Regions from separate parts of the Homo sapiens genome. Here region 2 is linked to region 1. Evidence: chromatin loops called from intact Hi-C (ENCODE). Cell type or tissue: heart left ventricle. All regions are shown on one strand. Each heading gives the region's core, and the rest is flanking DNA. Links, peaks and the distances in the headings are about the cores only. Region 1 overlaps CDC25A (cell division cycle 25A). Region 2 has its middle 8.7 kb from the start of ELP6.

The links. A loop is a pair of places that touch in the nucleus more often than their neighbours do. Peaks named below come from ENCODE experiments on the same cell type or tissue, not always from the same donor. Only the 100,000 strongest peaks of a DNase experiment are listed, where the experiment ranks them.
Region 2: a loop joins it to region 1, with 2.7 times the contacts of the local background. A loop is called at or near these places in 19 of 110 quality-filtered maps.

Annotation. Positions count from the first base shown.
Region 1 is chr3:48,146,484-48,158,380 of GRCh38, reverse strand. CDC25A (cell division cycle 25A) reads left to right here. Exons shown (of 15, transcript NM_001789.3): 15 at 1-1,235. Among named protein-coding and RNA genes, the nearest start is that of CDC25A, 36 kb to the left of the region's middle. RefSeq lists a silencer at 9,861-10,050. In heart left ventricle, for the core only: a CTCF peak has its summit at 6,681 (motif pointing right); DNase peaks (open chromatin) are centred at 6,172 and 6,790; H3K27ac peaks cover 1,560 bases.
Region 2 is chr3:47,516,458-47,528,354 of GRCh38, reverse strand. No RefSeq gene overlaps it. Among named protein-coding and RNA genes, the nearest start is that of ELP6, 8.7 kb to the right of the region's middle. RefSeq lists an enhancer at 5,730-5,919. In heart left ventricle, for the core only: a CTCF peak has its summit at 6,084 (motif pointing left); a DNase peak (open chromatin) is centred at 6,054.

The sequences.
Region 1 (11,897 bases), core at 2,179-10,178:
TAATTTAAAAAAAAAAAAGAAGTGGGTAAGAAAATGCAAACCTGTTATAAGTTATCGGACAGAAAGCTAGGTGCTCTGTCACCCCCAGGAGGCGCTGTGGTACTGGGGCTGCTGCTATTTAAGCCAAGAACTGAGGTCCTGGTGAGAGCGTTGGACCCAGGCTTGGCTGCCTGACATAAGCTAAATCTCCCAGACCCACCACTGGCTACCGATATCTATTTGGTGGGAGGTGTGGCCCTGTTCTTCCTCACCCCAGTTCCATGACATTGGCTGGTATAGGAGCCACAGTCAGGAAAGCACTTGAGGCAGCATCTGTTGGGCCACCCCCGGCTCAGTGCTGGAATGTTGCAGTGTAGGTTTCCCAGGGAAGGGGGGTGGGGGTAGGTGGGCTCCACAGGATGGGGGAGGAGCATGTCCACTGAGTATCTTCCTTATGTTGCTGTGATATTGATAGCTTTTATTTTCTAATTTTTAAAAAATGGTCATATTATGAGTCAAAGAGTATCAAATCAGTGTTGGATGGACCACCCAAGGGTGAGGAGAGGGGCTGGAAGCCCTGGGCATTAGGAGAAGGGAGTGGGTGCTGGCATGGACATGACTGGATAGAATTTTCTCAGGAGGGAGCTTGGTGGATTTTGAAGGTAAAACTTTCTGGGTTTATCATGTTTTAATTTTAGAGACAGGGAGTGATGAATCATCACCGGTTGTCCCCTTATCTAACTCCATAAAAGTGGGAATTTCAAAAGAACACCTCATCCAAGGAGCTGGGGCAGACTTCATTGATTCTAGAGAGACCTGTTTCAGTGCCTACTCATCCCTGCCCTCTGGTGCCAGCCTCCTTACCATCACGGCTTCACTGAGGTGTAGGTGGGTTTTTCTTAAACAGGAGACAGTCTCTCCCCTCTTACCTCAACTTCTTGGGGTGGGAATCAGTGATACTGGAGATGGCTAGTTGCTGTGTTACGGGTTTGAGTTACATTTGGCTATAAAACAATCTTGTTGGGAAAAATGTGGGGGAGAGGACTTCTTCCTACACGCGCATTGAGACAGATTCCAACTGGTTAATGATATTGTTTGTAAGAAAGAGATTCTGTTGGTTGACTGCCTAAAGAGAAAGGTGGGATGGCCTTCAGATTATACCAGCTTAGCTAGCATTACTAACCAACTGTTGGAAGCTCTGAAAATAAAAGATCTTGAACCCATGCTCTCTGCCTAGTTCTTGATGGATTTAAGGAGAATTACATTTCCCTTTAAGGTCCTGGGACCACATTAACTAAAATTAGTGTTTGGGATGGCCACATTTCCTCAAGAAGCTCTGACTCCAAAAACTTGTGGTTCAGATTGATTTGCAAGATGAAATGGGTGCATAAAAAGTGTGCCTGAGGCCAGCCGCAGTGGCTCATGCTTGTAATCCCCGCATTTTGGGAGGCCGAGGCAGGCAGATCACTTGAGGCCAGGAGGTCAAGGCTGCAGTGCCCACACATAATGTGATGCTGGGGGCTACTGGGGACAAAATATATTGGGCTGAAGCACAGAGGGACGCCCAGAATAGAAAACACATGGTCCTTTAGGTATGGGTTGGAAAACCAGGGGTTCAGGCATATTTGATTATATTATATATACATATATTTTTCTGAGACAGTCTCACTGTTGCCCAGGCTGGAGTTGCAGTGGTGTGATCTCGGCTTACTCCAGCTTCGACCTTCCAGGCTCAAGCAATCCTCCCACCTCAGCCTCCCAAAGTGCTGGGATTACAGATGTGAGCCACCATGCTTTTTAAAGTTTACTTTGAGCAAGTAATATTTCCCTGGATTGCTGCAAAGGTCAGCTGGCTTCCTGTCTGATCTATCCTTCCTAAAATTGCAAATTAAGTCAACCCATTATTGAGAATTTAATTTTTTTTTTTTTTTTGCCTGTAAAATGAAACGACCTCTTTAGCCCGTATGCTAAGATGCAACCTCATCCTTAGCCTCTGCTCATTTTATGCTTCACTGAGAGGTCAGGATTCTGTTTCTAGAATGCCCCTGCTCTCTGAAACTTGCTTGTTAGAGCTTGAAGCCTGCCATGCAGAAAGTTTGCATTTACTATAGAAAAATTTATGTGTGGACACCCACAAGGTCAAGAGTTGGTTAACTCAAAACCATGGGCAAAACTTAACTCACTTTAAATTTTGGGGAAAACTATTCCATCCAAGGTGTGATCTGATTCAGATTTTAAAAATTTAAAGTATGCAAAGATGTACAAAAAATCAACACTTATATTTCACACACCAGCTTAAGAATGAACAGCTTAGCTGAAGCCCCTTGCCTACCCTGACTTCATCATAAACTCTTCAGCTGCACCCAACCCCCATAAAGGTAACACTTATCCTTCCCTGGTATGACTATTTCCTAAGCAAGAAGATAGATTCAGATTTTTTTTCCTTTTTTTTTTTTTTTTTTTGACATGGAGTTTCACTCTTATTGCCCAGGCTAGAGTGCAATGGTGCAATCTCGGCTCACCACAATCTCCGCCTCCTGGGTTCAAGTGATTCTCCTGCCTCAGCCTCCCGAGTAGCTGGGATTACAGGCATGTGCCACCACACCCAGCTAATTTTATATTTTTAGTAGAGACGGGGTTTCTCCATGTTGGTCAGGCTGGTCTTGAACTCCTGACCTCAGGTGATCCCCCTGCCTTGGCCTCCCAAAGTGCTGGGATTACGGGCATGTGCCACCACACCCAGCTAATTTTATATTTTTAGTAGAGACGGGGTTTCTCCATGTTGGTCAGGCTGGTCTTGAACTCCTGACCTCAGGTGATCCCCCTGCCTTGGCCTCCCAAAGTGCTAGGATTACAGGTGTAAGCCACTGCGCCAGGCCTCATGTTTTCAAACTTTACAAATTGTGCACCTATAATCCCAGCTACTTGGGAGGCTAAGGCATGAGGATTGCTTGAGCCCAGGAGTTCAAAACCTGCCTGGGCAATATAGTGAGACCCCATCTCTAAAACAAAACAATCTCCATTATGTGCTCATTCATCCGTGACTCACTTTGATTTTTATTTCTCTGCTTATCACACTTAAGGGCACTTGGCTCCAAGAAGGGCAAAGCATGAATCAATAGTGACTCAGGCTACATCTCTCCAGCAGAGAAACCTGGAGTAAGTCACTTCTCCCTCTGGGGCCTTTCTTCACAAATAACAAATGCATTTGAACTAGATTTTCCGGCCAGGTGCAGTGGCTCATGGCTGTAATGCCTGCACTTTGGGAGGCTAAGGTGGGTGGATAGTTTGAGCCCAGCAGTTCTTGACCAGCCTGAGCAACATGCCAAAACCCTGTAACTACTAAAAATACGAAAAATTAGCCAGGTATGGTGGTGCATGCCTATTGTCCCAGATACTCAGGAGGCTGAGGTGGGAGGATTACCCAAGCCCAGGGAAGTCAAGGCTGCAGTGAGCCAAGATTGTTCCACTGCACCCCAGCCTGGGTGACAGGAGTGAGACCCTGTCTCAAAAAAAAAAAAAATTAAAAAAAAAAAGAATTAGATAAGTAGATGTTCTCTGTGACTGCCCCTGTCCCAACATACCGTGGCTCTGGCATTTGGATGGCCCCTTTGCATATGGCCCCTTTGCAATACCCACTTCAAATCTACTTGGAAGGGCCTCTATGGAGGAAAAGCTGTTTCTCTCATTCAATAAACGTTTGACTTGTGCTGAGCACTGAGGATAAGGAAGTGTGTAAGATGCAGGCTTTGTCTCAAGGCGTTCACTGGCTAGTGGGAGAAATAGTCACTAAAAATGACGAGGTCTTAGGTGTAACGTTTCCATGTAACAGAAGCTAGGATAGAGAGGGGTCCAGAGGACATGGGGCTCCAGAGCAAGCAGTGGACCCCATAGGAGGCGATGTTCAAATCTAACCTTCAGCAGGAGTCTCACGAGACAGGGTGTTCCAGGAAAAAGAAATTGTGTTCAAAGGGGAAATACCATGCATTCATACCTGTGAACAAGGTAGGAGAGGTTTGTGGTGGGCGGGGGGGGGGGGACCCTGAACGCCATTCTGAGGAGTCTGTAAGCCTAGGGATCTATGAGAGCAGGACTTCTCAAACACGTGGGAAACTTGTTAAAACGCAGATTCTGATTCCACAGCTCTGGGTCGCAGCCTGAGGTTCTGCATTTTTAACAGACTCTCAAAGCTGCTGATCCTTTTGCTACCCTTTGAGCAGCCAGCCTGTAGAGGGTTTAAGAAGGGAGCAGTGTGAAGCCGTGTAATTGCTGAGAGCAAGACAAAGGATGGATGATAGGTAAGGAATGATGATAATTATAGTCATAGCAGAAGCTGGGGCATGGGAGGGAAGGGCTTTAGGTGCTGGGATCTGGTGATGGATGGGTAGATGGGAGTGAGGGAGAGGGATGGATTCAGGATGGTCTCTTGGCTCCTGACCTGAGGGAGTGGCTGGACCACTGGTACTCAGAGCAAGAAATCAAGAAATACATGGCCAGGCACGGTGGCTCATGCCTGTAATCCCAACACTTTGGGAGGCCGAGGCAAGTGGATCACCTGAGGTCAGGAGTTCAAGACTAGCCTGACCAACATTGTGAAACCCCGTCTCTACTAAATACAAAAAATTAGCTGGGTGTGGTGGTGCATACCTGTAATCCCAGCTACTTGGGAGGCTGAGGCAGGAGAATTGCTTGAACCTGGGAGGCGGAGGTTGCAGTGAACTGAGAATGCGCCGTTGCACTCCAGCCTGGGCAACAAGAGTGAAACTCTGTCTCAAAAAAAAAGAAATACACAAGGAAAGGAAATATTGAAAAAGCCTAAGTTGAAATTTATAAAATTACTGGCCTGCATATTTTATAAATATCAGTGTCATACATGACCAAAGAGAGGCCCAGGAACCGTTCCAGATTAAAGGAGACTCAAGAGACATGACAACTAAATGAAATGTGTGATCTTGGATGGGATCCTGGACCAAACCGAAAAAGAGTACTATAAAGGACATTTTTGGAACATTTGACTACATTGAAATATGAACTTTAATTAGGTAAAATTATTATTATTATTATTATTTTGAGACACAGACTCGCTCTGTTGGCCAGGCTGGACTGCAGTGGCACGATCTTGGCTCACTGCAACCTCCGCCTCCTGTGCTCAAGCCATTCTCCTCCCTCAGCCCCCTGAGTAGCTGGGACTACAGGTACCCGCCACCACACCCAGCTAATTTTTAAATTTTTAGTAGAGATGGGGGTTTCACCATCTTGGTCAGGCTGGTCTCGAACTCCTGACCTCGTGATCCACCCACCTCGGCCTCCCAAAGTGCTGGGATTACAGGCATGAGCTACTGTGACCCACCAGGTAAAATTAGTAACTCAGTGTTAAGTTTCCTGAATTTGATAATTATACTGCAGTTATGTATGAGAACATCCTTGTTCTAAGGAAATAATACACTGAAATATTACAGGTTAAGTGTGTGTGTGTGTGTGTGTGTAAGAGAGAGAAGTAGACAGAGTCAAAGGGAAGAAAGCAAATGCAGCAAAATTTGAAAACGTTAAAATGTATGACTCTTGGCAAAGGGCATAAGGGAATTCTTTGTACTATTCTTGCAACTTTTCTGTAAGCTTTAAATTATTTCAAAAGAAAACATTTTAAAAGGGGGCTGGGCCGGGTGCAGTGGCTCATGCCTGTAATCCCAGCACTTTGGGAGGCCAGCGTGGGTGGATCACTTGAGGCCACGAGTTTGAGACCAGCCTGGGCAACATAGAAAGACGTCTTCTCTATAAAAATAAAAATTGAAATAAGTAAATTAAATAAAAAAGAGGGGCTGTCATGCTGAGCTCCTATGTGGACGGGGGGATCTGGGCAGTGACTGTCCCGATGCCTGAGTGGTCAAGTGTTGAATGTGAGGAGTGCTCCAGAGAAATATCCAGGCTGGTGACAGCAAGTTGTCACACGTATCCAAGTGGCAGTTCTACCAATGTAGAAGACAGGGAAGCAGAGAGAGAGGTTAGAGGCAGGATGCCAGGAAGCCAGGCAGGGAGGGGTAGGGAGCAGCCACAAGGAGGTCTCAGTGATAGGGTTAAGCTCGGCTGCCTGTGGTGGGACATATGTCACTGGTGACCTTGGGACACAAAGCCTGCCCACGCTAGGGTAGGGTAGGGGAAGGACAGGGAGGCGAGGCAGAAACAGCAGCAGGGGAAGACTGGGTGGCATTGGGCATGGCATTGGGCGTGCTCAGCCTCTGTGTGACTGTGACCTGGCAGCTGGGATGGGGGTGGATTACCTAGATGATTCTAAGACCTTAAGATCTTGGTCATTCTGATTTCTAAGCAATGACTCCTGGAAGTTGTGCAAAGCCCAGTCCAGAGTTCCTGCTTGCACGCTCCCAGAACAGAGGAGGCAGAGTCCCTTCCAGTGCTGGCCAGAGCAGGACAGCTCTTCCGCAGGCAAAGTCAAATCCGCACCTCCATACTGTGGCTACTTTGTATATGTTGATTCATTTTCCATTTATGTTTTCTGTTTAGTTTTTCAATATGGATGTCTTTCTTCAATATGAAGTATTTCAGACATACCCACTGTCTGGGAGTACCCACCGTCAAGGGTAAATAAAAACTTCCACCGATAGGCTTTCTTTGCCCTCTTGTTTCACTCTGCTGCCAGGCTGCCACGGGGCTTGGGGCTGTGACCACTGCAATGGCCATAGGAAGACATCAGGTGGCAGTGGTGCCCCAGGTTTGTCTCCTCAGGTATCTCGGCCTTCTAGCTCCTCTCCTCCAGAGCCAGTCAGTAACTGGGAGGAGCTGGGGGCTCTCCAGGAGCTTCCCACCCCTTCCCCTGCCCTGGCTTCCAGCTGCATTTAATGGCACTTTGCCTGCTCTGAGTACAGGAAAAGCTGTGGCTGTTCCTTGTCCAAGCCGCAGTTCCCAATGGCCTAGTTCAAGCATGTGTTTCATGCACCACAGTGCAAGGGCTCCCAAAGGGGAAAAAAGGGAAGAGGGCTGGTTTGGATTATTAGCATTTTGTATTTTTAATAAATGCATCAATGTGGTCATCATGGAAAAATGTCCGATCTTTGTGGGGTTTATTTACACTTCCTTCCTAGTTTACTTTGGGTGACGCAGGGTGGATCATAGGCCTTAACCTTCTAAAGCACAGCCTCTTTCCCCTGGCGGCTTCCTAGACTCTGATGAAGAAATAAGGCCTACTTTCTGATTCCGGTCTGCCCCTGACCAGTGGTGTGACACTGAGCAGAACACTTCACTTCTCTGGACCAGAGGTCTCAAGTATAAAGGATGAGCTTGGGCAACCTCCCCATCCTCCCCCAAGGACTCCTCACTATTCCTGTTCTTTGGGACCTCCTTACCTTTGCTGACACCTGCAGGGAATGCCTTTCTTTTTCCACAGAACTCTTTTTTCTTTTTTGGAGACAGAGTCTCACTCTTGTTGCCCAGGCTGGAGTGCAGTAGCAGGATCTCGGCTCACCACAACCTCCGCCTCCCAGGTTCAAGCGATGCTCCTGCCTCAGCCTCCTGAGTAGCTGGGATTATAGGCACCTGCCACCACTCCTGGCTAATTTTTGTATTTTTCGTAGAGACAGGGGTTTCACCATGTTGTCCAGGCTGGTCTCAAACTCCTGACCTCAGGTGATCCGCCTGCCTCAGCCTCCCAAAGTGCTGGGATTACAGGCATGAGCCACTGCTCCCAGCCTTCCACAGACTTATTCTTTTTAGGAGGGTTGGGGATGGGGAATAGGGTTTCGCTCTGAGTAGCTGGGACTATAGATGCACACCATCACACCCAGCTAATGTTTTTTTAAAATTTTTTTTGTAGAGACAAAGATCTCCCTATGTTGCCCAGACAGGTCTCAATCTCCTGGCCTCAAGTGATCCTCCCACCTCAGCCTCCCAAAGTGCCGAGATTATAGGAATGAGCCAATGCATCTGCCCTCTGATTCATTCTTGTAAACATAAATAATATAATTGTCCGGCTGGGTGCAGTGGCTCACACCTGTAATCCCGGCACTTTGGGAGGCCTAGGTGAATGGATCGCTTGAGCTCAGGAGTTCAAGACCAGCCTAGGCAACATGGCGAAAACCTGTCTCTACAAAAAAATACAAAAAATTAGCCAGGTGTGGTGGTGTGTGCCTGTAGTCCCAGTTACTCCAGAGGCTGAGGTGAGAGGATTGCTTGAGTCTGGGAGGTGGAGGTGGCAGAGAGCCGAGATTGTGCCACTGTACTACAACCTGGGTGACAGAGTGAGACCCAGTCTCGAAAATAAAAATAAAAATAAAAATAAATAAATAGGCCGGGTGCGGTGGCTCATGCCTATAATCCCAGCACTTGGGAGACCTGAGGTCAGGAGTTCGACACCAGCCTGGCCAACATAGCGAAACCCTGTCACCACTAAAAATACAAAAATTTAGCAGGGCATGCTGGCAGGTGCCTATAATCCCAGCTACTTGGGAGGCTGAGAAGGAGAATCACTTGACCCAGGAGGCGGAGGTTGCAGTGAGCGGAGTTCGCACCACGGCACTCCAGCCTAGGCAACAGAGCAAGACTCCATCTCAAAAATAAAAATAAAAATAGACCGGACGTGGTGGCTCATGCCTGTAATCCTAGCACTTTAGGAGGCCGAGGTGGGCGGATCGCCTGAGGTCAGGAGTTCGAGACCAGCCTCGCCAACATGGCAAAACCCTGTCTCCACTAAAAATACAAAAATTTAGCCAGGCGTGATGGCAGGCGCCTGTAATCCCAGCTACTCGGGAGGCTGAGGTAGGAGAATTGCTTGAACCTGGGAGGGGCAGGTTGCAGTGAGCTGAGATTGCGCCATTGCACTCCAGCCTGGGCGACAAGAGCAACACTTTGTCTCAAAAAACAAAACAAAACAAAAAAAGCCTGGCCAACACAACGAAACCCTTTCTCTACTAAAAATACAAAAACTAGCCAGGCGTGGTGGCAGGGGCCTGTAATCCCAGCTACTTGGAAGGCTGAGGCAGGAGAATCACTTGAACCTGGGAAGCAGAGGTTGCAGTGAGCTGAGATCGCGCCACTGCACTCCAGCTTGGGCGACAGAGTGAGATTCCGTATGGAAAAAAGGAATGTAAAACTCGATGGGATAAACTACAGTTTAGAATTAGATCCAACTGGGCCAGGCACGGTGGCTCACACCTGTAATCCTAGCACTTTGGGAGGCCGAGACGGGCGGATCACCTGAGGTCGGGAGTTTGAGACCAACCTGACCAACATGGAGAATCCCTGTCTCTACTAAAAATACAAAAATTAGCCGGGTTTGGTGGCACGTGCCTGTAATCCCAGCTACTCAGGAGGCTGAGGCAGGAGAATTGCTTGAACCTGGGAGGCAGAGGTTGTGGTGAGCCAAGATCACACCACTGCACTCCAGCCTGGGCAACAGGAGTGAAACTCCATCTCAAAAAAAAAAAAAAAAAAAAAAAGAATTATTAAATCCAACTGGAGAGAGAGCTAATATGCTGGAGAAATGTGGTGTTAGAAGATTATTTGGAATGGAATGAGATACATACTTATGACACTTAGGAAACCATGAAATAGGTGGAAAGAGACAGAACATCCTGAGAAAATCTAACTATATCAAATTTGAGTCCCAGAAGGAAAGAAAAGAAAGAATAGGAGAAAGGCAATTTTTGTTTTTGTTTTTGTTTTTCTGAGACGGAGTCTCACTCTATTGCCCAGGCTGGAGTGCAGTGGCACGGTCTTGGCTCACTACAACCTCCACCTCCAGGGTTCAAGCCATTCTCCTGCCTCAGCCTCCCAAGTAGCTGGGATTACAGGCACGTGCCACCAAACCCGGCTAATTTTTGTATTTTTAGTAGAGACAGGGTTTTACCTTGTTGGCCAGGCTGGTCTTGAACTCCTGACTTCGGGTGATCCGCCTTCCTCAGCCTCCCAAAGTGCTGGGATTACAGGTGTGAGCTACCATGCCCGGCCAAGAAAGGCATTTTTTTCTTTCTTTCTTTTTTTTTTTTAGATGGAGTCTCACTCCGTCACCCAGCTCCATGGAGTGCAGTGGCACTATCTCAGCTCAACCTCTTCCTCCCGGATTCAAGCTATTCTCCTGCCTCAGCCTTCCGAGTAGCTGGGATTACAGGCATGCGCCACCATGCCCAGCTAATTTTTGTATTTTTAGTAAAGACGGGGTTTCACTATGTTGGCTAGGATGGTCTCAATCTCTTGACTGCATGATCTGCCTGCCTCAGCCTCCCAAAGTACTGGGATTACAGGCGTGAGCCACCGCACCTGGCAAGAAAGGAACTTTTTAAAGAAAGAATACCTGATGAACACCTTAAATCCCCAAAATCAAGAAATCCCATGAATCCCAAGCAGAGTAAATAAGAAATCCACATTTGGGTATGTAACGAGGACAGAATACCAAAGACACAGGATACCAAAGTGCATGCTGAATAGAAAGCCAGAGGACCAACACAGAGACAACACGTAGCTGCTGCTCAGCAGCAACAGTGGAAGACTACGGCAACATGGAAATACTGCAAGCCTCGCTGTACTCTCACCCTTCCTAATCCCATGTCCTCTGAAAAGATAGCCCCTATTAAGTTAGGGGTGTACCTTCTAGACCTTTTCTATGCATGTATAAATATACATAATGTATATGGATATGGATGTGTGCATCTATATTTATGTTTATTATTATTATTATTTTTTTTTGAGACAGAGTCTGACTCTGTCGCCCAGGCTGGAGTGCAGTGGCGTGATCTTGGCTCGCTGCAAGCTCAGCCTCCCGGGTTCACGCCATTCTCCTGCCTCAGCCTCTCCAAGTAGCTGGGACTACAGGCACCCGCCACCACGCCTGGCTAATTTTTTGTATTTTTAGTAGAGATGGGGTTTCATCGTGATCTCAATCTCCTGACCTCGTGATCCGCCCGCCTCGGCCTCTCAAAGTGCTGGGATTACAAGCGTGAGCCACAGTGCCCGGTCTATTATTTTTTTTTTTTTTTAGAGATGGAGTCTCACTATGTTGCCCAGGCTGGTCTCAAATTCCCAGACTTAAGACACCCCTCTGCCTTAGCCTCCCTAATAGCTGGGACTACAGGCACACCCTAGGGTGTCCTGGCCTTTATCTATATTTAGGTATTGGTATGGTTTGAATTCTTGTCCCCTCTGAAACTCATGAGATTTAATTGACATGAAGCCTTTAGGAGGTGATTAGGTCATGATGACTCTGCCTTCATGAATGGATTAATGCTCTTATCATGGGAGTGGGTTAGTTATCTCGAGACTGGGTTTGTTCTCAAAGCGAGTTTAGCTGATTTCTTCTGTCTTCTGCACTTGCTTCCATCTTCTGCCATTCTCCCATGAGATGACCATCTCCAAGGTGCTGGCGCCATGCTCTTAACCTTCCCAGCCTCAGGAGGTGTAAGAAATAAATTTCTTTTCTTTCTTTCTTTCTTTCTTTCTTTTTTTTTTTTTTTTGAGACATAGTCTCGCTCTGTCACCCAGGCTGGAGTGCAGTGGCGCGATCTCAGCTCACCGCAACCTCTGCCTCCCGGGTTCACGCCATTCTCCTGCCTCGGCCTCCTGAGGAGCTGAGGCTGCCACCACACCCGGCTAATCTGTTGTATTTTTAGTAGAGATGGGGTTTCACCATGTTAGCCAGGATGGCCTCGATCTCCTGACCTCATGATCTGCCCGCCTCAGCCTCTCAAAGTGCTGGGAACAGGCATGAGCCACCGCGCCTGGCCAATAAATTTCTTTTCTTTATAGTCTTGGCTGGGCACAGTGGCTCACGCCTGTAATCCCAGCACTTTGGGAGGTCGAGGTGAGTGGATCACCTGAGGTCAGGAGTTCGAGACCAGCCTGGCCAATATGGCAAAACCCCCATCTCTACTGAAAAAAAAAAAAAAAAAAAAAGGCCAGGTGGCGGCTCACACCTG
Region 2 (11,897 bases), core at 2,270-10,269, 630 kb after region 1:
TCAGACGTTTTCAGCCATTATTTCTCTGAGTATTTTGTTCTGTTCCTTTCTCTCTACCTTCTCCTTCTGATATTCTTATGCATATAATTGGTATATTTAACAGTGTCCAACATTCCTCTGAGGCTATGTTTGTTTTTCTTCATTCTTCTTTCTCTCTGTTCTTTTGATGGCATAATCTCTGTTGATCTACATTCAAGTTTTCTTTTTTTTTATTCTGCCAGTTAAATCTACTGTTGAGATCATCTAATAAAATTTTCATTTCAATTATTACACTTTTCAACTCCCAAATTTCCATTTGATTCTTTTTTTTTTTTTTTTGAGATAGAGTCTCACTCTGTTGCCCAGGCTGGAATGCAGTGGCATGATCTCAGCTCACTACAACCTCTGCCTCCCAGGCTCAAGTGGATTCTTGGGCCTCAGCCTCCCAGGTAGCTGGGATTACAGGCATGTGCCACCACACCTGGCTAATTTTTGTATTTTTAGTAGAGACGAAGTTTCGCCATGTTGGCCAGGCTGGCCTTTAACTCCTGACCTCAAATTGTCCACCCACCTCGGCCTCCCAAAGTGCTGGGATTACAGGCATGAGCCACTGCGCCTGGCCCATTTGATTGTTTTTTTAAAAATAATTTCTGAGCTGGGCACAGTGGCCCAAGCCTGTAATCCCAGCAGTTTGGGAGGCCAAGGCAGGAGGATTGCTTGAGTTCAGGAGATAAAGACCAGCCTGGACAAATCGAGACCCTGTCTCTATAAATGTACAAAAAAGGGCCAGGCGCAGTGGCTCACGCCTATAATGCCAGCATTTTGGGAGGCTGAGGTGGGCAGGTCACGAGGTCAGGAGATCCAGACCATCCTGGCTAACACGGTGAAACCCTGTCTCTACTAAAAATACAAAAAATTAGCTGGGCATGGTGGTGGGCGCCTGTAGTCCCAGGTACTCAGGAGGCTGAGGCAGGAGAATGGCATGAACCTGGGAGGCAGAGTTTGCAGTGAGCCAAGATGGTGCCACTGCACTCCACCCTGGGCGACAAGAGTGAGACTCCGTCTCAAAAAAAACAAAACAAAAACAAAAAATTACAAAAAAGGCTGGGCACAGTAGCTTATGCCTGTAATCCCAGCACTTTGGGAGGCCAAGGCAGGAGGATCACCTGAGGTCAGGAGTTTGAGACCAGCCTGGCCAACATGGGGAAACCCCGTCTCTACTAAAAATACAAAAATTAGCTGGGCGTGGTGATGGGCGCCTGTAATCCCAGCTATTCAGGAGGCCGAGGCAAGAGAATCGATTGAACCCAGGAGGCGGAAGTTGCAGTGAGCTGAGATCATGCTACTGCACTCCAGTCTGGGCAACAGAGCAAGACTCTGTCTAAAAAAAAAAAAAATAGCTGGGTGTGGTGGCTGAGGTGAGAGGATCGCCTGAGCGCAGGAAGTCGAGGCTGCAATGAGCTGTGATCACTCCACTGTACTCCAGCCTGGGGAACAGAGGCTGTTTCTAAAAAAATTTTAAATAATAATAATTTCTATCTATCTTTTTTTTTTTTTGAGATGAAGTGTCTCTCTGTCACCCAGGCTGGAGTGCAGTGGTGTGCCGGCTCACTGCAACCTCCACCTTTTGGGTTCAAGCGATTCTCCTGCCACAGCCTCCCACATAGCTGGGATTACAGGCATGCGCCACCTCGCCCGGCTAATTTTTGTATTTTTAGTAGAGACGGGGTTTCACCATGTTGGCCAGGCTGGTCTCTAACTCCTGACCTCAAGTGATCCACCCACCTTGGCCTCCCAAAGTGCTGGGATTACAGGCGTGAGCCGCCATGCCCAGTGTCTATTAACTGATATTCTCTATTTGATGGGACATTTTCATCACACCTTCCTTTACTTCTTTTTTTTTTTTGAGGTGGGATCTTGCTCTATCATCATCCAGGCTGGAGTGCAGTGGCTCAATCTCAGCTCACTGCAGCCTTGACTGCCCAGGCTTAAGTGATCTTCCCACCTCAGCCTCCCAACTAGCTGGGACCAGGGGCACATGCCACCACACCCAACTAGATTATTAAATTATTTGTAGAGACGGGGTCTCACTATGTTGCCCAAGCTGGTCTCGAACTCCTGGGCTCAAGCGATCCTCCCACCTCAGCCTTCCAGAGTGCTGGGATTACAGGTGTGAGCTACAGTGCCCAGCCCCTTTACTTCTTTAATCATGGTTTTCTCTAGTTATTTGAAAATATTCATAATGATTGCTTTAAAGTCTTTCCATTAAATCTGACATCTGAGCTTTCTCACAGGTAGTTTCTATTGCCTGTTTTTTCCCCTGGGGTTTGGGTCAGACCTTCCTGTTTCTTTGCATGTCTTCTATGTAATTTGTTATTGGAAACTGGACATTTTAGGTGATATATTGTAAAACTTCGGGCACTGGTTTCTCTGTTCCATGGCTTGTTATTGGTTTTTGTTTATTTGTTTGGTGACTAGTGGATTATTTAGTGAAGTCTACACTCATCGGCCCCCACCCCAATCCCGATCACCACCCATAGTGTGCAGCCTCTTATGTTGCTCCCCAGAGGGCACAGCCTTGGGTATGCCCACAGTCACCCTGGGATGGCAGTGATTCTGGCAGGACTTGATCTCATTCCCTGACCACATACAGCTGTTACACTCCGCTAATTGCTGTCTGATTGCTCTACTGTTTTCAACAATTCCTTGGGGTACAAATTGCTCTACAGAGGAATCCAATTGAATCTGGGCTTTTTTGAAGGAATCTCTCTCTCTCTCTTTTTTTTTCTTTTTCTTTCTTTTTTCTTTTTCTTTTTTTTTTTTTTTTTTGAGGCAGTCCCGCTCTGTCCCCCAGGCTGGAGTGCAGTAGTGTGATCTCAGCTCACTGCAACCTCTGCCTCCTGGGTTCAAGTGATTCTCCTGCCTCAGCCACCCAAGTAGCTGAGATTACAGACGTGTGCCACCACACCTGGCTAATTTTTATATTTTTAGTAGAGATGGAGTTTCGCCATGTTGGCCAGGCTGGTCTTGAACTCCTGGCTTCCAGTGATTCTCCCGCCTCTGCATCCCAAAGTGCTGGGACTACAGGTGTGAGCCACCGTGCCTGGCCTGAAGGGATATCTCTTTAGGTCAATGATTGAGACTTGTGACTCCAGAATGGCTCTTAACTGTATCTTTCCTTGGTCCTGTCTAGTAAACTAGCCAACTTATGGTTTTGCTTCTATCTCTGATTTATTTTCTCAATTCCTCTTAATGGCATTTGTTTTTAAAATCAGAACCTCCATTGTTTCTGAGAGCACCATTAGGCTTGAACTTCTCCACATTCTTGCAAACAAAGTCAATTTGTTTGGGAAAAAATCTGAAGCTCCCGGCCTTCCCCTTTACCCAGGCAAAAATCTCTGAGCCACAGCTCTGGAGCTGGGGTCAGGGACAATGGCCCATCTCTTGCTGAGTGACACACCTGCTGTAAGAGATTGTCACTCTGTGGAGAGTAGGGAAGTAGTCTTCTTGGCTTGCCTCTGCCTTATGAGCCAGAATTAAGACAATCAGGGCCCCGGTATTTTCAGTGGCACCACACACAATGTAGTGTCTCTATTCCCTGCCTGAGGCCTAGGTGCACTAACAGAGCTACCATCTTGGCCATACTCATATAGGGCTTAGCCTCCGCAACCGGTAGCTGGGAGCCGGGTGGAAAATGCCGGCATTCTATCCCTCTTGGGAAGACAGTTCTCCAACTGGGAGCTAGTTGGAGAGGGAATCCTTTGTTCTTGGCTGAACCAGTCTGGAGTGGACTTTCCATCTCACTGAACTGGGAAGGAGAAAGAAGGAATGCATGTTGGTTTAAATATCATAGCTTTGATTAGTCCTACCAAGTTTTAGTAGATTTACTTGAATAAATATTTACTCATTTTCTGAATGCACTTAGGACCATTTCCAGAGGCTTTATTATTATTATTATTATTTAATTTTTTTGAGACTGAGTCTCACTCTGTCGCCCAGGCTGGAGTACAGTGGCGTGATCTTGGCTCACTGCAACCTCCACCTCCCAGGTTCAAGCAATTCTCATGCCTCAGCCTCCCAAGCAGCTGGGACTACAGCCTCCATGCCTGGCTAATTTTTGTATTTTTAGTAGAGACAGGGTTTCACCATGTTGGCCAGGCTGGTCTCAAATTACTGACCTCAGGTGATCCGCCCACCTTGGCCTCCCAAAGTGCTGGGATTACAGGTGTGAGCCACTGTGCCCAGCCTGTGTTTCTATTTTTGAGACAGGGTTTTTCTCTGTTGCCCAGGCTGGAGTGGAGTGGCATGATCATAGCTCACTTCAACCTTGAACTCCTGGGCTAAAGTGATCCTCTCACCTTGGCCTCCAGAAGTGCTGGGATTACAGGCATGAGCCACCACACCTGGCCCTGGATAGTTTTTTTAACATTTCTCCTCTCCCCGTCCCCACTGCAAGTCCTGGTTTAGCCCCTCCCAGCCTCCTGCCCCACCCCTTCTGAGGCAGCCAGTGCTGTGGCTTCAGTGGCTGGTCTAAAACATGCACTGGCGGCCAGGTGCCGTGGCTCACTCCTGTAATCCCAGCACTTTGGGAGGCTGAGGCAGGCAGATAACCTGAGGTCATGTATCCCTAGCATCTAGAAGAATACCTCTGATACAGTAGGTGCCAAAAAATGTGAGGAATGAGACAAGGACCTATGGTATAGCTGGAGAAAGATGTGCTTGCAAGAGGGTCACAAAAGATGACAAAAGAGTGTATTTAGCCTTGCTTCCCCAAAGGCTGAGCTGAGTGGAGGTCCTTTATGAGGAAGGAAACCCCAGCTGGGAGTGAGGCAGAAGTAGGAGAGGCCTGGGCAGGCAAGAGTTGTCAAAGTGGAGGAGCTGGCTGGCGTCTGGGAAAAGCCAGCAGAGTGTCTCCCAGAGCTGTACACATGCCAGACAGGTGACTGGAACAACTTTCTTTTTATTTATTCATTTTGAGACAGGTTCTTGTCCTGCTGCCCAAGCTGGAGTGCAGTGGTGCAGTCATGGCTCATGGCAGCCTCAACTTCCTAGTCTCAAGTGATCCACCAATCTCAGCCTCCTGAGTATCTGGGACCACAGGTGTGCACCACCATGCTCAGCTAATTTAATTTTTTGTAGAGATAGTGTCTCACTATGTTGCCCAGGCTGGTCTCAAACTCCTTGCCTCAAGTGATCCTCCTGCCTCGACCTCCCAAAGTGCTAGAATTACAGGTGTGGGCTCTTCAGAGGCATTTACTGAGATGGAATATGAGGCCAACACCTGTGGAAGGAAGGAGGCGGAAGCAGGATGGGGCAGGAGAACTTGAACAGTGATGGGCACCCAACAAAGTCTTGGAGAAGTTAGACAGTCGGACAGAGTCTCACATGAGATGGAAATGGCCAGTTCTTTATAGCCCCTGCTTTGCTCAGTCACCAGATGAAGGCTGCCTTAGGAAGGGTGTGACCTCAGGTGAGGCTGTATGCAGCCGTGCTGGGCCCTGCAGGAACAGAGAGCTGGAGGGTGTCTGGTGACTGCTCTTCCCCTGGGTCCTGCTGAAAGGGATGTGGTGGTGCCGTCTGTGTGTACTTACAAGGGTGTGCTCAGGGAAGGCCTGAAGGAGTTCAAGGAAGCGTGCTCTGCAGACACCTGGGGGAATAGCTCATAAACAAAGGGAACAGAAGCACATGGCCCCTGAGTGTGCCCGTCTCTGAGGCCTGGAATAACAGCGCGGAGCCTGGTGGTGCCACAGTGAGTGGGGAACGGGTAAGGATTCCAAGCAGCCAGGGCTGTGAGGCCACTGTAGGACTCTGGCTTGCACTCTGATCTGCAGAGGAGCTGTGAAGGGATGAGGGCAGTGGGGACATTCCTTAAGTCAGGACAGCCTGAAGCAGGAGAGCCCATGAAGACTACCACTGGGCTCCAGAGAGATGAGCTAAGGGCAGGCTGGGGCAGGGGCAGCAGAGAGATTGCCAGATGCACGGCAGATTCCGACCTCTGAGGACTGTCTGCGGTGAGCTCTGCCCACGTGCTGGCCATTGCAACTGTTTCCAGCACTCAGGACTTATGACTAAGAGCTTTAGCCAGTGTCTGCTGCCCTCTGGTGGGTGTGCTGGAGATAACCCAAGGCTGCTTCCCGCTTTTTTCTTTTGTCAACAGTTTATGGGTTCTACAGGTTCACCTTCAACTTTGTGGTATGAAAACTCTCTAGACTGGGCGTGGTGGCTCACACCTGTAATCTCAGCACTTTGGGAGGCTGAGATGGGAGGATCGCTTGAGCCCAGGAGTTCGAGACCAGCCTGGGCAATATGGCAAAACTCCATCACTATTATTATTATTATTATTTTTTTTTTTTGAGATGAAGTCTTGCTCTGTTGCCCAGGCTGGAGTGCAGTGGCGTGATTTTGGCTCACTGCAACCTTCAATCCCCAGGTTCAAGCAATTCTCGTGTCTTAGCCTCTTGAGTAGCTGGGACTACAGGCGCACACCACCACACCTGGCTGATTTTTGTATTTTTAGTAGAGACGGGGTTTCACCATGTTGGCCAGGCTGGTTTCGAACTCCTGACCTCAAGTGATCCGCCTGCTTCAGCCTCCTCAAGTGCTGGGATTACAGGTGTGAGCCACCACACCTGGCCCTTATCTCTATTATTAAAAAACAAAACAAAAACACAACCTCTTGTCACAGATGATAGAGGTGTCAGACAACAACCTATTGATGAGGCAGCAAGTCATCAACTGAGAGACAGGGAGGCACAGGGAGCCATAGTGTCCATGCAGCAGCGCGGGGACTGGGGCTGGCAGGGCCCGTGCTGTTTTCTAGAAGTGAGGGTCACCAGCACCTGGAAGAGAAGTGGGGCTACAGGATGCATCCAGGACGGGGAGCTGCAGAGCAGGTGCCATTCCCAGGAGGCCAACAAGATGAAGATGTTGAGGGTGCCTGCAAGAGAACTCTGAGTTCAAGGATAGTTCATAGATTCCTGCTAGGGATGGAAGGAAATGGAGCTAATGGAAAGAAAATGCAGATGATGAAGGCCTGTAGATCCAAAAGAAGCTGAATATATGGCGAACTGAGGGCGTGATGGGGACTGTGGACAGAAGGAGCTATGGGAACTGCAGAGCCATCGGAAGTGTGGCTGCCCTCGTGGCTGCTGGAACCCAGGCACCTGTGCTCACCCCTGCTGCCTCTGCTGAGACCGTCGCTGCCTGCTGCAGCCCAGTCACCCACTACTGATGCTGACCCTGCCAGGGGAGTGATCATGAACAGAAAAATTCCTTCTTCCTGCCTTCCAGTCTCCTTCCAGTGTCTCCCTGACAGAGCTGCATTAGAAACCAGCTGGAAAAGCAGTCTGGAAGATTTAGTTTACAAGCTTCCAGCCCACTTCAATACAGAGGAGAGCACTCAAGGCCAGGGGAGGTAGGAGCTTCCTAATTGCTATGTAAAATCCCCTTCACCCTTTTGTTCCTCCAGTCCTTTGAACACTATTCTTTCCTGCAGAGAAGCTGTTTGAATTTTCCATAGTTGCACTATGCTGTTCAACATGTGCATAAGCAACAATGGGGGCAAATCCAAGTATTCCAGGACCTGAAGCTTATACAATTGGAGGGGAGTTCTCTTTGACAAAAAGAATACAACATTATGAACAGTAGATTAGCTTTATTAGCTTTATGATAAATTCAACGCTGCCTATAACCCAACAATTCCACTCCAGATACTAGAGAAACTCTTGCATATGTTCACCAAGAGACATGGTTTAGTATGTTCATGAGGGCATCGTTTTTTGTTTTGTTTTGTTTTTAGGCAGTCTTGCTCTGTTGCCCAGGCTGGAGCATAATGGTACAATCTTGGCTCACTGCAAGCCCCTGTCTCCTGGGCTCAAGCCATCCTCCCACCTCAGCCACCTGAGTAGCTGAGACTACAGGCATGCACCACCATGCCTGGCTGATTTTTTTTTTTTTTTTGAGACGGAGTCTCGCTCTTTTGCCCAGGCAGGAGTGCAGTGGTGCGATCTCGGCTCACTGCAAGCTCCACCTCCTGGGTTCACGCCATTCTCCTGCCTCAGCCTCCGGAGTAGCTGGGACTACAGGCGCCAACCACCGTGCCCGGCTAATTTTTTGTATTTTTAGTAAAGATGGGGTTTCACCGTGTTAGCCAGGATGGTCTCGATCTCCTGACCTCGTGATCTGCCCGCCTCGGCCTCCCAAAGTGCTGGGATTACAGGCGTGAGCCACCGCGCCCAGCCTGCCTGGCTGATTTTTGTATTTTTAGTAGATACAAGGTTTCACCATGTTGCCCAGGCTGGTCTTGAACTCCTGGCCTCAAGTGAGTCACCCGCCTTGGCCTCCCAACCTGCTGGGATTACAGGCGTGAGCCACCGCGCCTGGCCAATGAGGGCATCTTTCTAATGGGAAAATAAGTAGAACTAATTCATCACTATCAAAACAAGAATGAATAAATATAGGAAGAATCAATATTGTATATTAAAAATATATTGATTATCCTCAACTATATCTAAGATTCAATATATATGGATTAGACTAGAACCAAAAAGTAATAAGAAGAAAGAAATGGAAGAAAAAAAAGGAAAAAAAAAGATAAAACATAATACCAATCAACTTACCAGCAAAGTTAAATGCAACATGCTATTCTAAAATTGATCTGTATTCCTTCACACCAAACACAAAAATCAATTGCAGGTAGATTAAAGACTTAAATGTGAAAAGAAATACTTTATAACTTTTCAAGAAAATATAAGAGAATATCTTTATGATATTTGGGGTAAGAAAGACCTTTTTTTAAAAACTCAATAAGCTCAAACAGTAAAGGAATATGTTCTTAACTTTGGATCTCAAAAGATAATCAAAGCAAAATAGAACAACGACAAAAAGATAATCCACAGACTTCCATTCCCAGCAAAGGACATAATCCATGAGAGATGGGAAAATAATGTGATGAACCTAGGATCGTCTACGTTCACACTACCTTGAAAGAATTTCCAGACAGTAAGGAGAAACTAAGGTGGAGCCTAGAATACTCCTTTTTTTTTTTTTTTTTTTTTTTTTTTTTGAGACTGAGTCTCGCTTTGTTGCCCAGGCTGGAGTGCAGTGGTGCAATCACAGCTCACTGTAGCCTCAGCCTCCCAGGCTCATGTAATCCTCCCACCTCAGCCTCCCAAGTAGCTGGGACTACAGGTGTGCACCACCATGCCCGCATGCTGTATTTTTCGTCTTTTTTTTTTTTTTTTTTGAGGCGGAGTCTCGCTCTGTTGCCCAGGCTAGAGTGCAGTGGCGCGATCTCGGCTCACTGCAAGCTCCACCTCCCGGGTTCACGCCATTCTCCTGCCTCAGCCTCCCGAGTAGCTGGGACTACAGGCGCCCGCCACTATGCCCAGCTAATTTTTTTGTATTTTTAGTAGAGACAGGGTTTCACCGTGTTAGCCAGAAGGGTCTTGATCTCCTGACCTTGTGATCCACCCGCCTCGGCCTCCCAGAGTGCTGGGATTACAGGTGTGAGCTACCACGCCTGGCCCTGGAATACTCCTTGAGTTGAAAAGACAGAGCTAAGGCCAGACGCGGTGGCTCACACCTGTAATCTCAGCACTTTGGGAGGCCGAGGCGGGCGGATCACGAGGTCAGGAGATCGAGACCATCCTGGTTAACGCGTTGAAACGCCGTCTCTACTAAAAATGCAAAAAATTAGCCGGGCATAGTGGGGGGCACCTGTAGTCCCAGCTACTCGGGAGGCTGAGGCAGGACAATGGCATGAACCCAGGAAGCGGAGCTTGCAGTGAGCCAAAATTGCGCCACTGCACTCCAGCCTGGGTGACAGGACGAGACTCTGTCTCAAAAAAAAAAAAAAAAAAAAAAGAAAAGAAAAGAAAAGACAGAGCTAAGAGTCTGGGGAAACCAAGGCAGCTGGAGTTCATAGGACAGAGCACCAGAGATGACAGTGTTGCACAGAGAGAGAACCTGGAGACTTGCAGAGGGTCACCAAGCATTCAGCATACAAGGAAACTACCAAGGCCAGAAAAAGGAGTATCAAAAAAGGGAACATTTTCAACCTGATAAAGGGCATCCATGAAAAACCCACAGCTAACATATATTTAATGGTGAAAGACTGAAAGCTTTGCCCTAAGATCAGAAATAAAAGATGTCTGCTCTCACCATTTCTAGCCACTGCACTCAAGCAAGAAAAGGAAATCAAAGGCATCTAGATTAGAAAGGAAGAAGAAAACTGTCTATTCATGGATGACATAATCATCTATACAGAAAATCCAAGGGAAATCTTCAAAAAGCTACTAGAATGAATAAGCAAGTTTAGCAAAGTTGCAGGATAAGATCAACATACAGAAATCAATTGTATTTTGGCCGGGCGCAATGGCTCATGCCTGTAATCTCAGCACTTTGGGAGGCCAAGCCAGGTGGATCACAAGGTGAGGAGATCGAGACCATCCTGGCCAACATGGTGAAACCCCATCTCTATTAAAAATACAAAAATTAGCTGGGCATGGTGGCACACGCCTGTAGTCCCAGCTACTCGGGAGGCTGAGGCAGGAGAATCACTTGAACCCAGCAGGCGGAGGTTGCAGTGAGCCAAGATTGCACCACTGCACTCCAGCCTGGCGACAGAGTGAGACTCCGTCTAAAAAAAAAAAAAAAAAGGACAAAATATTTGAATAGACACACTTCACCAAAGGCATATGGATGGCAAATAAGCACATGAAAAAATGAAAAATGCTCAACATCATTCATTACTACAGAAATGCAAACTAAAAGTGCAATGTGGTCAGGCACGGTGGCTCACGCCTGTAATCCCCGCACTTTGGGAGGCCGAGGTGAGTGGATCACTTGAGATCAGGCATTCGAGACCAGCCTGGCCAACATGGTGAAATCCTCTCTCTACTAAAAATACAAAAATTGGCCAGGCACAACGGCTCATGCCTGTAATCCCAGCACTTTGGGAGACCGAGGCAGGCGGATTGCCTGAGCTCAGGAGTTCAAGACCAGCCTGGGCAACCCGGTGAAACCCCATCTCTACTAAAATACAAAAAATTAGCCGGGCATAGGATGTGCCTGTAGTCCCAGCTACTCGGGAGGCTGAGGCATGAGAATTGGTTGAACCCAGGAGGCAGTGGAGGTTGCAGTGAGCCGAGATCGTGCCACTGCACTCCAGTCTGGGCCACAGAGTGAGACTCTGTCTCCAAAAAACAAAAACAAAAAACAAAAAAATAAAAACACAGAAATTAGTTGGATGTGTGGTGGACGTCTGTAATCCCAGCTACTCAGGAGGCTGGGGTAGGAGAATTGCTGGAACCTGGGAGGTGGAGGTTGCAGTGAGCTGAGATCACAGACTATACTCCAGCCTGGGCGATAGGGCAAGACTCTGTCTTAAAAAAAAAAAGAAGAAAGAAAAAGAAAAGAAAAGAAAAAGCAGTGTAATATCAGGGTGGCTAAAATTAAAAAGATTGACCATACCACCTATTGCCAAGGAACTGGAGCCCTTATACATTGCTGGTGGGAATGTAAAATGGTACAACCACTTTGGAAAATAATCACCCAGGCTGGAGTGCAATGGCGAGATCTCGGCTCACTGCAACCTCTGCCTCCCGGGTTCAAATGATTCTCCTGCCTCAGCCTCCCGAGTAGCTGGGATTACAGACATGTGCCACTAAGCCCAGCTAATTCTTGTATTTTTAGTAGAGCCAGGGTTTCACCATGTTGGCCAGGCTGGTCTCAAACTCCTGACCTCAAGTGATCTGCCCACCTCAGCTTCCCAAAGTGCCAGGATTACAGGCATGAGCCACCGTGCCCGGCCCAATGCCTGGCAGTCTTTTAGGCACTGAGGAAATAACAGCAAAGAAGACAGGCAAAAATCCCTGTCCTCTTGCCTTCTGGTACTAAAGTTCAAATAAGGAAAGTAA